Regions from separate parts of the Homo sapiens genome. Here region 1 is linked to region 2. A link is a contact called in ENCODE Hi-C or POLR2A ChIA-PET data. All regions are on one chromosome and are shown on one strand. Each heading gives the region's core, a stretch centred on a gene start or an enhancer-like site at or near the end of the contact. The rest is flanking DNA. Distances are from core to core; before and after follow the strand shown. Region 1 has its middle 88 kb from the start of WLS. Region 2 overlaps WLS (Wnt ligand secretion mediator).

Region 1 (5,674 bases), core at 541-3,040, 180 kb before region 2:
GTTTTGGTTTCAAAACACCAGACCTGGGTTTTAGGCCTCATTCTGCCTTATACTAGCTGTTTGAGTTTTGGTAAGCTATCTAGATCTCAGCCTGCTTATTTGTGTAATTAGCACAGAGGGCTATCCTGACAGTTGGACTAGATGGAGTTTTGCCTTTATGCAGCGGAGATCTGGAAGGGCATACAGATATCAACCATTACCAGGAAGAGCCCAGTTTTCTTGTAGCTGGGTCACAGACACATTTGGAATCCAGAGGATGCTAAAAACAGTTCAGCTGCTGTTCTCAACAGGCTGCCTTTGAGTCCACACAGAATTTACCTTCTCTGTTTCCTCCATACTTTCTTTTTCTTTTCTGTCTTCTCCCCTGGGTCCTAGTTAAGGATAGAGTCTGACCGTCCCTTTCCTCTGAGCCTGGGACAAGTTCGACTCCAGGAGCCTTCTTAGTGGAGCTCCTGAAATGAAACAAGACTCTCTTGTTGATCCTAACTGCTTCTCTTAGCAAAGCTTTGAGGTGAGATCTGAGAATGGGAAACGAGTGAGAATGGGACCACATTAAAGGGACAGAGAAGTGTACCTTGGCAAAGATTAGCACATAGTAAGTATTCAGTAATGCCCTTGCCTTTCTTTAATTTTTTTTTCACCTAGTTTTCACTTTTATTCTGTCCAGGGTAGTTCCTTGTGCTCTCAGTTCAATTTGGATGTTTTCTTATCTGGACATATCTTAACATCTGCAGATGATTTTCCAAACTTGAGGGCTTGTAAACAATTCTGAGTCAGTTGTGGTGGATCATGCCTGTAATCTCTACGAAAATATGTTGGCTTTTTTTTGTTGTTGTTGTTTGTTTTTTGTTTTGAGACAGAGTTTCGCTCTTATTGCCCAGGCTGGAGTGCAATGGCGCGATCTTGGCTCACTGCAACCTCCACCTCCCAGGTTCAAGTGGTTCTCCTGCCTCAGCCTCCAGCCTCAGCATGTGCCACCATGCCTGGCTGATTTTGTATTTTTAGCAGAGATGAGGTTTCTCCATGTTGGTCAGGCTGGTCTCAAACTCCCGACCTCAGGTGATCCGCCCACCTCGGCCTCCCAAAGTGCTGGGATTGCAGGCATGAGCCACCATGCCCAGCAAAAATATTTCTTAAAAATTAGCTGGGTGTGGTAGTGCGTGCCTGTGGTCCCAGCTACTCAGGAGGCTGAGGTGAGAGGATCCTCTGAGCCAGGGGAGGTAGAGGCTTCAGTCAGCCATGATTGCACCACTGCATTCCAGCCCAGGTGACAAAGACCCTGTCTAAAAAAAAAAAAAAAAAAATTTCTGAGTTTTTCATAATTCTTTTGTTTCTTAAAGCAAATTGGTCCAATGACTAGATTCCTCCATCACAGTTAATTAATTTTTTTCTGGTCCTTATTTCTAATATCTGGGGTGGATTTCCACTGATATAAAGAAAGCTGAAGACAGATCCCAAAATTCACTATGCCCCTGAAATTCTATTTTGTATCTAGAAAAATCTAAAATCCTTCAGTGCTCTAGAGTTTCAGTTTAAGAAAGCTCTCAGCCAGTGACTATACAGGGACAAATATAGAACAATGACAGCAATTACCAGGACACTGCCCCACTGACAACATAAAAAAGTAATGTCATAAACCTATGGACACAAACCAGTTTTATGTCAAGGAGCCCCGACTCCAGGGTTCTTCTGTAAAGCAGGAGAGGGCCATTAAGCCCTGGGCTTAGCCAGACATCCTCATCCATGGGCCAGGGTGAGCCGCCAGAGGGCAGAGCCGTGGCAGCAGCAAGACAGCTAGCCAGCACACTCCGCAGCTCCTGCAAATATTTAACTAAATCTTCATTCTAACTCTCCAACCGACTAAATGTGTGACCTTGGGCAAGTTGCTTAAGCTCCCATGTCTCAGTTTTCCTCACGTGTAAAATTAATAAAATCTAGGCCAGGAAGTGTTATGGAAGTTAAATGAATTTATACATATAAAACTCTCAGAATGATGCCAAGCAAATAACAAATAACATATAAGTGTTTTCTGGTATTACTGTTGTTCTCATCAACTATTTTGATTACATTTTTAAAAAATAGTCTTTCTTCTAAGCTAACACAATTTAAAATTGGAGGTTCGCACAAGTCAGTCTCTTCCTTGTCTTTCCTAACTTATTCATAGATTTTATTATTATTATTATTATTTTAGAGATAGGGTCTCATTATATTGCCCAGGCTAGCTTTGAACTCCTGGGCTCAAGTGATCCTCCAGCTCAGCCTCCTGAGTAGCTAGGACTACAGGTATGCCCCAACAAACCCGGCTTTTGATTCATAGATTTTTTTTTTTAAAGTCGATTCCAATTTCCCATTCCCCATGTGTTGTATAGGGTGTCAGCTGGGAGCGTGCAAGTCTGAGGGCTTCAGGCTTTGCCACTGTGTGACCTGGGGCAAGGCACCTGGCCATCTGCTCCTCCCTTTTCTCCCATATGAAGTGGAAGGCTCATGCTAGGTTACCTGTGGAATCAATTCAGCCCTCAGGCCAGGAGAACAGCAGGGCTCCTTCAGTGCTGCATCCCTGTATTTCTCTTTCACTCCAGATTCCAAGCAAGGCTGAAGGCAGCCTATTTTCAAACTGCTCAACTCTCTCAAGAGAGGAAGAAAACCTGCCTTCAAACATAGCTCGCTGACTTTCCCCAAGATAAGCAACCCCCTTCCCAAGACTCTCTGATTATCAAACATGTCAGCAGTATTCTAAGAATCCTGTATAAAATAAGCAAACCAGTCCTCCGGGAAGACCTGAGGGACTGCTTTGAACAAGGGAAATGAACCTTAATGCATAAATGGATACATCCTCATTAAGCTGCAGATGCCAGGAATCACTGGGATGCTGACCCCTGTGCGGGAGGTACTGCACCTCTGCAGGTGGCAGGGTCACCAAGGAGCATAATTCTCTACCCCCTGCAGAATACTTGCCTGGAATATCTTTATATTCTCCGGGTGATGCCTGTAGAATTTTTTCTTTCTTTCCTTTAATCTCTCCTTCCAAAGTAGTCTCGAGCCCCTGCTATGCGCCAGAGACTGTGCTTACTGACAGTTACATAAGGAAGATTAAGACATGCTTCTTGCTTTCAAAAAATTCACACATCAGTAGGAAAAACTAAAATGTAAAGAATTCTATAACACAATGCCAGGCTAAATCTGGTTCCCCTGTTAACACTCTAATAGCACTTAGTACTTTCCTTTTCTATCACTTATCACAAGTTGGTAAATGCACTTGTATATTCCATTAATTAATATCTTACTTCTGCCAACCCCCCTCTCACATTGTAGACTGTGACTCCTTGAGCTAATATATACTTAGTAATTATTATATACCAGACACTGTCTTAAGTGCCTTATATATATTATCTTTCAATCTTCACAACTACTTTAAGAAGAATATACTAATATTCTTATTTTACAAATGAGGAAACCAAGACAGTAACGTGCCTGAGGTCACACAGCTGGTAAGAGTCAGAACCAGGTCTTAAACAAAAGCGGTCTGGCTTCAAATCTCTGTTCTCAGCTCTCTATTAAAGGGAAGATATCAAGACTCTTTTAAAGGTGATGGATAAGTAGGTGATACAGCCTAGAAAGATTTCCTTCTAAAATTGTTAAATTTCAATAATGTAGGTAAGCTTCCTTTGTCTGGAAAATCCATTCATATGGAACTCCTTAATTCCTACTATCAAACCCAATTTAGGCTTTGTGTATACAAAATATAAAGAAGAACAGGAGATAAATGGTGGCACTTAGATCAGAAAAAAAGAATATTTATTGCAAAACAAGTCTATGTGTATTGAAAAATACTGTTATCCTAAAAGCAAAAGGCTATATATTGTCATTTCTCTGACTTGATCTAAATTTAAGATTATGAAAGCCAAAGAAAATTGATCAACTATTTCCTAAAGAAAGAGACCCACCTCCACTGCTGTAATAATCCAATTCATTAACCCATGGACAGCAGGCACTTCTCTGGTAGACGCTTGTTATCATCTCATCAACTAAAAATGCAAATGTCTGTTAAAAATAAATGAGATTGGCAGCTGGGCATGGTGGCTCACACCTGTAATCCCAGCATTTTGGGAGGCCGAGGCGGGTGGATCACCTGAGGTCGGGAGTTCGAGACCAGCTTGACCAACATGGTGAAACCCCGTCTCTACTAAAAATACAAAATTAGCTGGGTGTGTGTGGTGGTGCATGCCTGTAATCCCAGCTACTAGGCAGGCTGAGGCAGGAGAATCACTTGAACCCAGGAGGCAGCGGTGGCAGTGAGCCGAGATCACGTCATTGCACTCCAGCCTGGGCAACAAGAGTGAAACTCTGTCTCAAAAAAAAAAAAAGAGATTGGCTGGGCATGGTGGCTCACACCTGTAATCCCAGCACTTTGGGAGGCCGAGGCAGGTGGATCACTTGAGATCAGGAGTTTGAGACCAGCCTGGCCAACATGGTGAAACCCTGTCTCTACTAAATATACAAAAATTAGTTGGGTATGGTGGCAGGCACCTATAATCCCAGCTACTCAGGAGGCTGAAGCAGGAGAATCGCTTGAACCCAGGAGGTGGAGGTTTCAGTGAGCCAAGATAGTGCCACTGCACTCCAGCCTGGGTGACAGAGCGAGACTCTGCCTCCAAAAATAATAATAATAATTTTTAAAAATGAGGTTCCTTAATGCATCCGTGTAATTTAAAGACATATTAGATTTCTAAACTGTTTAATTGTTCTGTGCCTTTTAAAAGTATAACATGAAGACTTTTTGTCTTGATGTGTTAAATTCTTGTTTGTAGTTTAAAGCCTGACATGACACCAGTTAGGTTTAAACCCTGGCTCTCTTACTAATTATCTACGTAGATGTGGGCTGTTGGTCCAGTTTAGTTAACTGCAAAATTAGAAGACTGAATTAAATGATTTGTAAGATTCTTTTGTCCTCCCCTAACATATTGAAATTTGAAAACTTTGTTTATATCTTTGTATGATGCTTTATTTCCATTCAATAATGTTAGAAAATATTCATGTTTGACTCCAGTTTAAATTCTTTCCATGAGCATTTACTGTAATAAAAACAATTAAATTCACTTAGAAAATAAATTGGAGTTAGGCTCAGTGTTCAACAAAGGAGTCTGGTTCGCAAAGCATCAACACACAGGACAAGGACATCTGTTGTAGAGATTATTGGTGTTTACAAATACCAGTGTTCTGCTTTTCTTCTGGGCACATGGCTGGAGCACATCTTGCAATTAGTTGAGACCATGTGTCTGAATTTCAGCCAATGGAATATGAACCTACATGGCATGTGCCACATCTATGCCTGAAATGTTAAAAATGTCCTTCATGCAGTCCTGGTTCTCCTTTCCTACCCACTAGCTAAGTGGACAGAATTTGAAAAATGGAGAGAAGAGCAGAGACACAAGACAAAAGGAGCCTGGGCTCCCGAATGACCACATGGAGCAGAATCCTTCTGCAGGCCTTTACTGGATTGCCATGAGAGAGAAAAAGACGTTTATTACGTTAAAATACTGAATTTGAGGCACTAGCCTATTCCGACCTTTTAGAGTTTTATCCAGGTGAAATTGGGTTAAAATGAGCATCTAATTCGATCTTGAAGGAAGGCAATCTCACAAAATGGTTAGTCTGCGAAGTGCCACATTTGTGA
Region 2 (5,622 bases), core at 1,204-3,703:
CCCATATGTACTCAGCCAGGGCTTTGATTCTCAGGCCAATCATAACAGCACAATTAAGGCTAATAATAAGAAGAATTACTGCTTGCTTTCAAGCCTGGGTGAGAGCAGGCAAAATGAGAAGGTCACAGCCTATCCTCACAGCAGAGGGATCCGAGTTGCTAGGCTTACTGCAGCCTGTCTGAATTATCTGTTATACACTGTTTCCTGCAGACTGAAGCATGACTAGCTTTTCCCTGGAGCCATGGAGGTTCATCTCTGGGCCCCTGTGGAAGAGCCTGTTTCTGAAACCACCTATGTGTGAGACTTCTTAAGTGACCTTGGTGTGCTGGCAAATCACACTGCTGCTATTTATTCCTGAGACCAAGTGGAGATAAGGCTAAGGTGATTAGTTCCAGAGAAGTCGCCAAGGCTTCTGGTTGGTTGGCATAAACTCTAAGTCATCTTCATGAAGCAGAAGTGACAGTCTTAGCTTATCCCTTTTAGGATGCTGGATTTAAATATTTTATCTTCCGGAATAGTATGTGAAATGATCTTGGGAGAAAAAGACTCTGCTCTGGAGTGGAGAGAAAGGCTTGGGTTGTATTCTTCCTTGATGGCTCATATCTTGCCACGTGCTAGGGAATATCCTTTGTCTTGCCATGATGTTTATATTGGTTTCTCAGTGTCACAAGAACATTGTGAGCAAACTAAATCAGTAGTATCATTTCCTCAAAGATGAGAGAGAAGCTCTACCCTTCCTCTGTTATGCCCCCACCAAATGTTAGCTGCACAACAAGAAGAATGTTTCTAATGTTAAATCTAGTTCAACTTTTTTAATTTTGTAGATAGGATGGAGTGAGTAAAATTTCAAGTCCTGCAGAAAATAACTATATTCCCTTCATTCCAGGATGATGTTCATTATAGGAAAGAAGGAGAAACTGCATTAGATATTATATTATTTAATGAAATATGCACGCCAAGTTCATACTTATTAAATGCTTTTAAAAATAGACAATTTGGGCCAGGTGTGGTGGCTTATCCCTGTAATCCCAGCTACTCGGGAGGCTGAGGCAGGAGAATCGCTTGAACCTGGGAGGAGGAGGTTGTGGTGAGCCAAGATTGTGCCATCGCACTTCAGCCCGGGCAACAAAAGCAAAACTCTGTCTCAAAAAAAAAAAGGCAATTTGGGCAAAGTTGTAGCAGAAAGGGGTTGGAATCAGGTCATCTGCCTTCCAAGGCAGCTCACGCTATCCTAAGACTTGGTGGTTCTCAGACTGGCTCTAATTGGCAGGTCAGTCTCCCTAGTGGGTCTCAAGTATACTGGCAGCAACCCAGACTCCCACCTGTGCCATGTGTCCTTGAATCCCCATTCTGTTGGACAAGATTTTCTGTGGTGACAGAAGATTGCAAATAGTCCTTCATCCCTGGTTTCACTTTAAGACTTTCAAGCCCATGCCCAGGTCCCCTGCACTGAGCCCCCACGTATCTCCTCTTCAATTATGCCAGAGTATCTCAATCGCATTCTTATAAAACTCCAAGGACTAGCCCAGTGGTTCCCAAACATAGTCATACTTGATGTCCTAGCCCTGGAATATCTGATTCCATATATCTAGGGAGGGACCTGGGGATCTACATTTGAACCCTTCTGGTGATTTTACTGTGGTTTTTCATCTGATCCATAGTGACGAATATATGGTTTATTAGTGCTTCTCAAATTTATTGTGTATACGGATCTCCTGGGGACCTGGTTAAAAGGTAGATTCTGATTCATTAGGTCTAGGGTAGGGCCTAGATTCTTCATTTCTAACAAGCAAGACACCATTTCTTTTCTTACTTGGTTTAGAAAGCAATATTGAACACCTCCCTCTGTGGTACTAATGTGTCAAGAAACCTATCATTGGCATTAGAATATCAGGTTTTAATATTTTATCCCCTTGAAAATTTTCTACATATTTGGAGACAAAACAAGTATTGCCAACAGACCTGGGGAGAAGGGCCTGGACCCGGCTCAACTTGGCCTTGGCTAGCCCGTTGTTTCCTTTACTGGACACGACCAGATGGCCTTCATCATCGTGGCTGGAATCTGCCTCTGCCTCTACTTCCTGTTTCTATGCTTCATGGTATTTCAGGTGTTTCGGAACATCAGTGGGAAGCAGTCCAGCCTGCCAGCTATGAGCAAAGTCCGGCGGCTACACTATGAGGTGGGCAGATTTCTTGGCTCGTTCTGGAACTGGTGCTTGCTTGATCTTTCCACTTGATGTGTAAACACACACACCCTGGAGATAGAAAGCCTTTACTTTGAAATACAAATTGAGAGATTCTCATGTAGGATCTCTGGGCAAAATTAGAGGCCAAATCTTACTCTGAGAAGCATCTAGCTGGCCTAAATCTTGGTGTTTTCTGTGGTACAAATGTGTTTCCATTTTCAGTAATGAATAAACTTGTTCAGCCGGTTCTTCAGCTTGGTGATGGAATGTAGGTTACATACTAGCTGGGAGATTGGACTATGGCATAATTGGGATTTTGTTGGGATGAGGCTTTAGTCAAAGTTCTGTCCCAGAATCAACCCTGTCCTGTAATTAAACAGGGTTTAGCCCACGTGATCTGATTTCCAGACTCTTAACAGGCCACATTCCCCTAAAATATCCAGCAGATGCTCAGACAGAGTTCAGTAATCTCTGTTTATAGATTATGTTCCTCATTCAAGAGAAACACTTAACATCCTCAAATCCCCAATGCAAGCAACACATCCTTGATTTATCAGGGATCCCCTGGGTTCATGCCTAAGTGGCTGTCCTTGGAGAAACAAGCCTAATTCCTGTATGAAAAGAGAAGCAGAAACTACAGAACCTCAGAGTTTTTATATGCAGTAGATCTGCACAGAAGAGCCCCTGAATAATAGGCCTCCCTCTCTGAAACACAGGTTCTCTTAAATCCTGCTCTTAGGAAACCACAGGCACTTTCTAAGGCTTGCCTGTCTCCAGAGCTGGAGTGACATGAGAAAATTCAACCAAATCCACTTCATGTTGATTAATATGCACATTTCTTTTTGTTCACTGGAGCAGAATTTTATTACAACCACAGAAAACTTGGATTTGGTAACTTTGAACCCTTGCAGAGAAGCATAACCAGCTTAGCAGGGAAATTAGCAGCCTCACGACGTGTTGTGAATATAATTTCCCAGGCTCTCGTATCGCTGCTTTATGAGTGATAAGAACATAGGAAATACTTGGCCCAAGAAATTTTCAGCCACACTCACCTCTGCAGAAGAAATATTACTATGGGAAACTATTTTACTGTCATTCTTAGGGATTTGGTTTTACAGATTTCTTTAAAATTAAGCTTTTTATAGATTTACATAGTGAGAAAAGGATTGGTAGCTGATGGAGTATTAAACTACTCTTTCTTTTCTAATAGGGGCTAATTTTTAGGTTCAAGTTCCTCATGCTTATCACCTTGGCCTGCGCTGCCATGACTGTCATCTTCTTCATCGTTAGTCAGGTAAGTGGACCCTGAGATGTCAAGGTGAGAATGTCTCTGCAGAGATCCCTCTACCCTGCACAGAAATTCAATAGAGCCACTGAGGAAAGGAGGAGAGAGGCCATAATTCTGGACAGCTGGTCAAGCCATATTTTTCTGGGTCTTGATATCACCTGGCCAAATGGACTAAATTTTCTCTTTCCGTAAAACCTTGTAGGAGATAAAAGTTTCCAAATAAATTAAAAGCCTACAGCCAGATTGAAGGGCACATATTTTATTTACTTATGAGAAAAACTTATCAAGCCGTGTAGCACAACACTAACAAGCATAAATTTGATTCCATTTTTATCTAGCATTAACATAGATCCTTATACAGTCCATCAGCTATTCCTTGTAATAATTATATTGCCACTTAAATATGAAATGTAATTCAAAAGTCTCTTTGATAGCATCTTGTCTTTTCACTGGTTATTTCCAAAACTCAACATTTTGCTATACTTGAAAATCTCAATAACAATCATTTTAAAATATTCATAACTTGTTTTGAAGGGTGGGAAGTACTGTTTAAATCTAATGTATCTATTATTCATTTGAGCATCACAAAAATCCTACGAGGTAAGTAGGGCAGGAATTGTTATCCTAGCTTGCTAGACTATGATATCTAATAGCTTTGGAGAAAGTTTTCATTTATGTTGCTTCCTAGCTGGATAGGACTGTGGATGGATTACTTAACAGTTCTAAGGTTTAATTTTCTTATCTGCAAAATAAATATTACAATAGAACCACAGAAGGTTGCTGTAATGACTACAGGAAGTAATATTTACAAAGAGGGATGCATTCTGAGAAACGCATCATTATGTGAGTTCCTCATTAAGGGAACATCATAGAGTGTACTTACACAAACCTAGATGGTATAGCTTACTACATACCTAGGCCATATGGTGTAACCTATTGCTCCTAGGCTACAAACCTGTACAGCATGTTCCTCTACTGACTACTGTAGGCAATTGTAACACAATGGTAAGTATTTGTGTATTTCAAACATATCTAAACATAGAAAAATACAGTAAAAATATGATATTATAATCTTACAGGACCACTGTCATACATGTGGTCTGTTGTTGACTGAACCATCATTGTGGCAACCAAATGTAGTTAGCAGAGCACCTGGCACATTGTAAGCATGAGTAGCTGTGTTCTTATGAATAGCAAGAAGCTTGAATGTCTTTCTTGCCAAAGGACATGCAATAAGTTAGAGATCAGAACGCAGTCCTTCTGACTCTTTTGCCAGTGCTTTGTCATTTAGCCAAAATGGAGGATTTCAGTAGTGTAGATAGTGTCTTAGGACACGACTTGCTCCATTCTGCTGGGAAGTTTCCCTAGTACAGGGACTCCTAACCATTTTTGTATATGGACCCCTTTAGCAACCTGAAGAAGGCTACGAGTCTCCTCTTAGAATGGTTTCAAATAAGTAAAATAAAATACTTCGAATTTCAAGGGGAATCATCTCTATATATTATATGTAATATATATTTACAGTGAAACAGATGCTACAGGTATATTACAGATTTATATCTACAACTGTAATTGATGTGAAAATATCATGATTTCTATTGAGAAAATCACAGTAGTACTAACACTATAGGGATTTTTCTACATCCATAATTGAAGTAAACATTATCTTTCAGCTAGAGACTAGTGAAAATATATAATTTTTTCTATTCTAGTTTATGGACCCCTTGAATTCTATCCAAGGACACCCAAGAGGACCCCAAGTTTGGAGCCTCTAGAGCCCTGTTGTTGGCTCTGCCACTGGGGAGTGTTAGTGTTGCTAGCTCTGCTGAGGTTGAAATGAACGTGGAAAAAATAAACTGATACACATATATGTCTTTGTAAGTTCTGTTCACCACATCTGCTTTGACCTACAACACTGCTGTGTTTATATCAGGTTGTTTATAAAACCTTGGAAACTTCGCTTTCCACTCCATTTGCAGTAAAACTATTTCAAACTCTGAAAGAGTGTTTTATTCTACCAGCTAAGGCTCAAACATCCATATTCAAACAAGAGTGTCTGAGGCCTGACTTCTCCCGTGGCTATTCCCTCCTATGACCAAAATGCTTTTCAGTTCCTCCAGTCCCTCAGTAGTGCACAGTGGCACTTGA

Evidence for each region. Hi-C counts contacts between places; a loop is a spot of excess contacts on that map. ChIA-PET counts read pairs that join two places held with the same protein, here RNA polymerase II (POLR2A). Pooled maps may share reads with other maps.
Region 1: a pooled map shows a loop between it and region 2 (1.9-fold over the local background). The contact joins two enhancer-like sites. A Hi-C loop is called at or near these places in 1 of 50 pooled maps. POLR2A ChIA-PET finds 5 or more read pairs at or near these places in 2 of 52 experiments (activated T-cell and endothelial cell of umbilical vein).

The regions. Positions count from the first base shown.
Region 1 is chr1:68,317,372-68,323,045 of GRCh38, reverse strand. No RefSeq gene overlaps it. Among named protein-coding and RNA genes, the nearest start is that of WLS, 88 kb to the right of the region's middle. Within about 2 kb of position 1,790, at least 2 of the 41 ENCODE cell types and tissues checked have a DNase peak (open chromatin) inside an H3K27ac peak, as active enhancers do.
Region 2 is chr1:68,142,427-68,148,048 of GRCh38, reverse strand. WLS (Wnt ligand secretion mediator) reads left to right here. Exons shown (of 12, transcript NM_024911.7): 9 at 2,037-2,180; 10 at 3,397-3,480. The region is part of intron 9 of GNG12-AS1 (GNG12, DIRAS3 and WLS antisense RNA 1); the gene reads right to left. Among named protein-coding and RNA genes, the nearest start is that of MIR1262, 38 kb to the left of the region's middle. RefSeq lists an enhancer at 1-324. Within about 2 kb of position 2,453, at least 7 of the 41 ENCODE cell types and tissues checked have a DNase peak (open chromatin) inside an H3K27ac peak, as active enhancers do.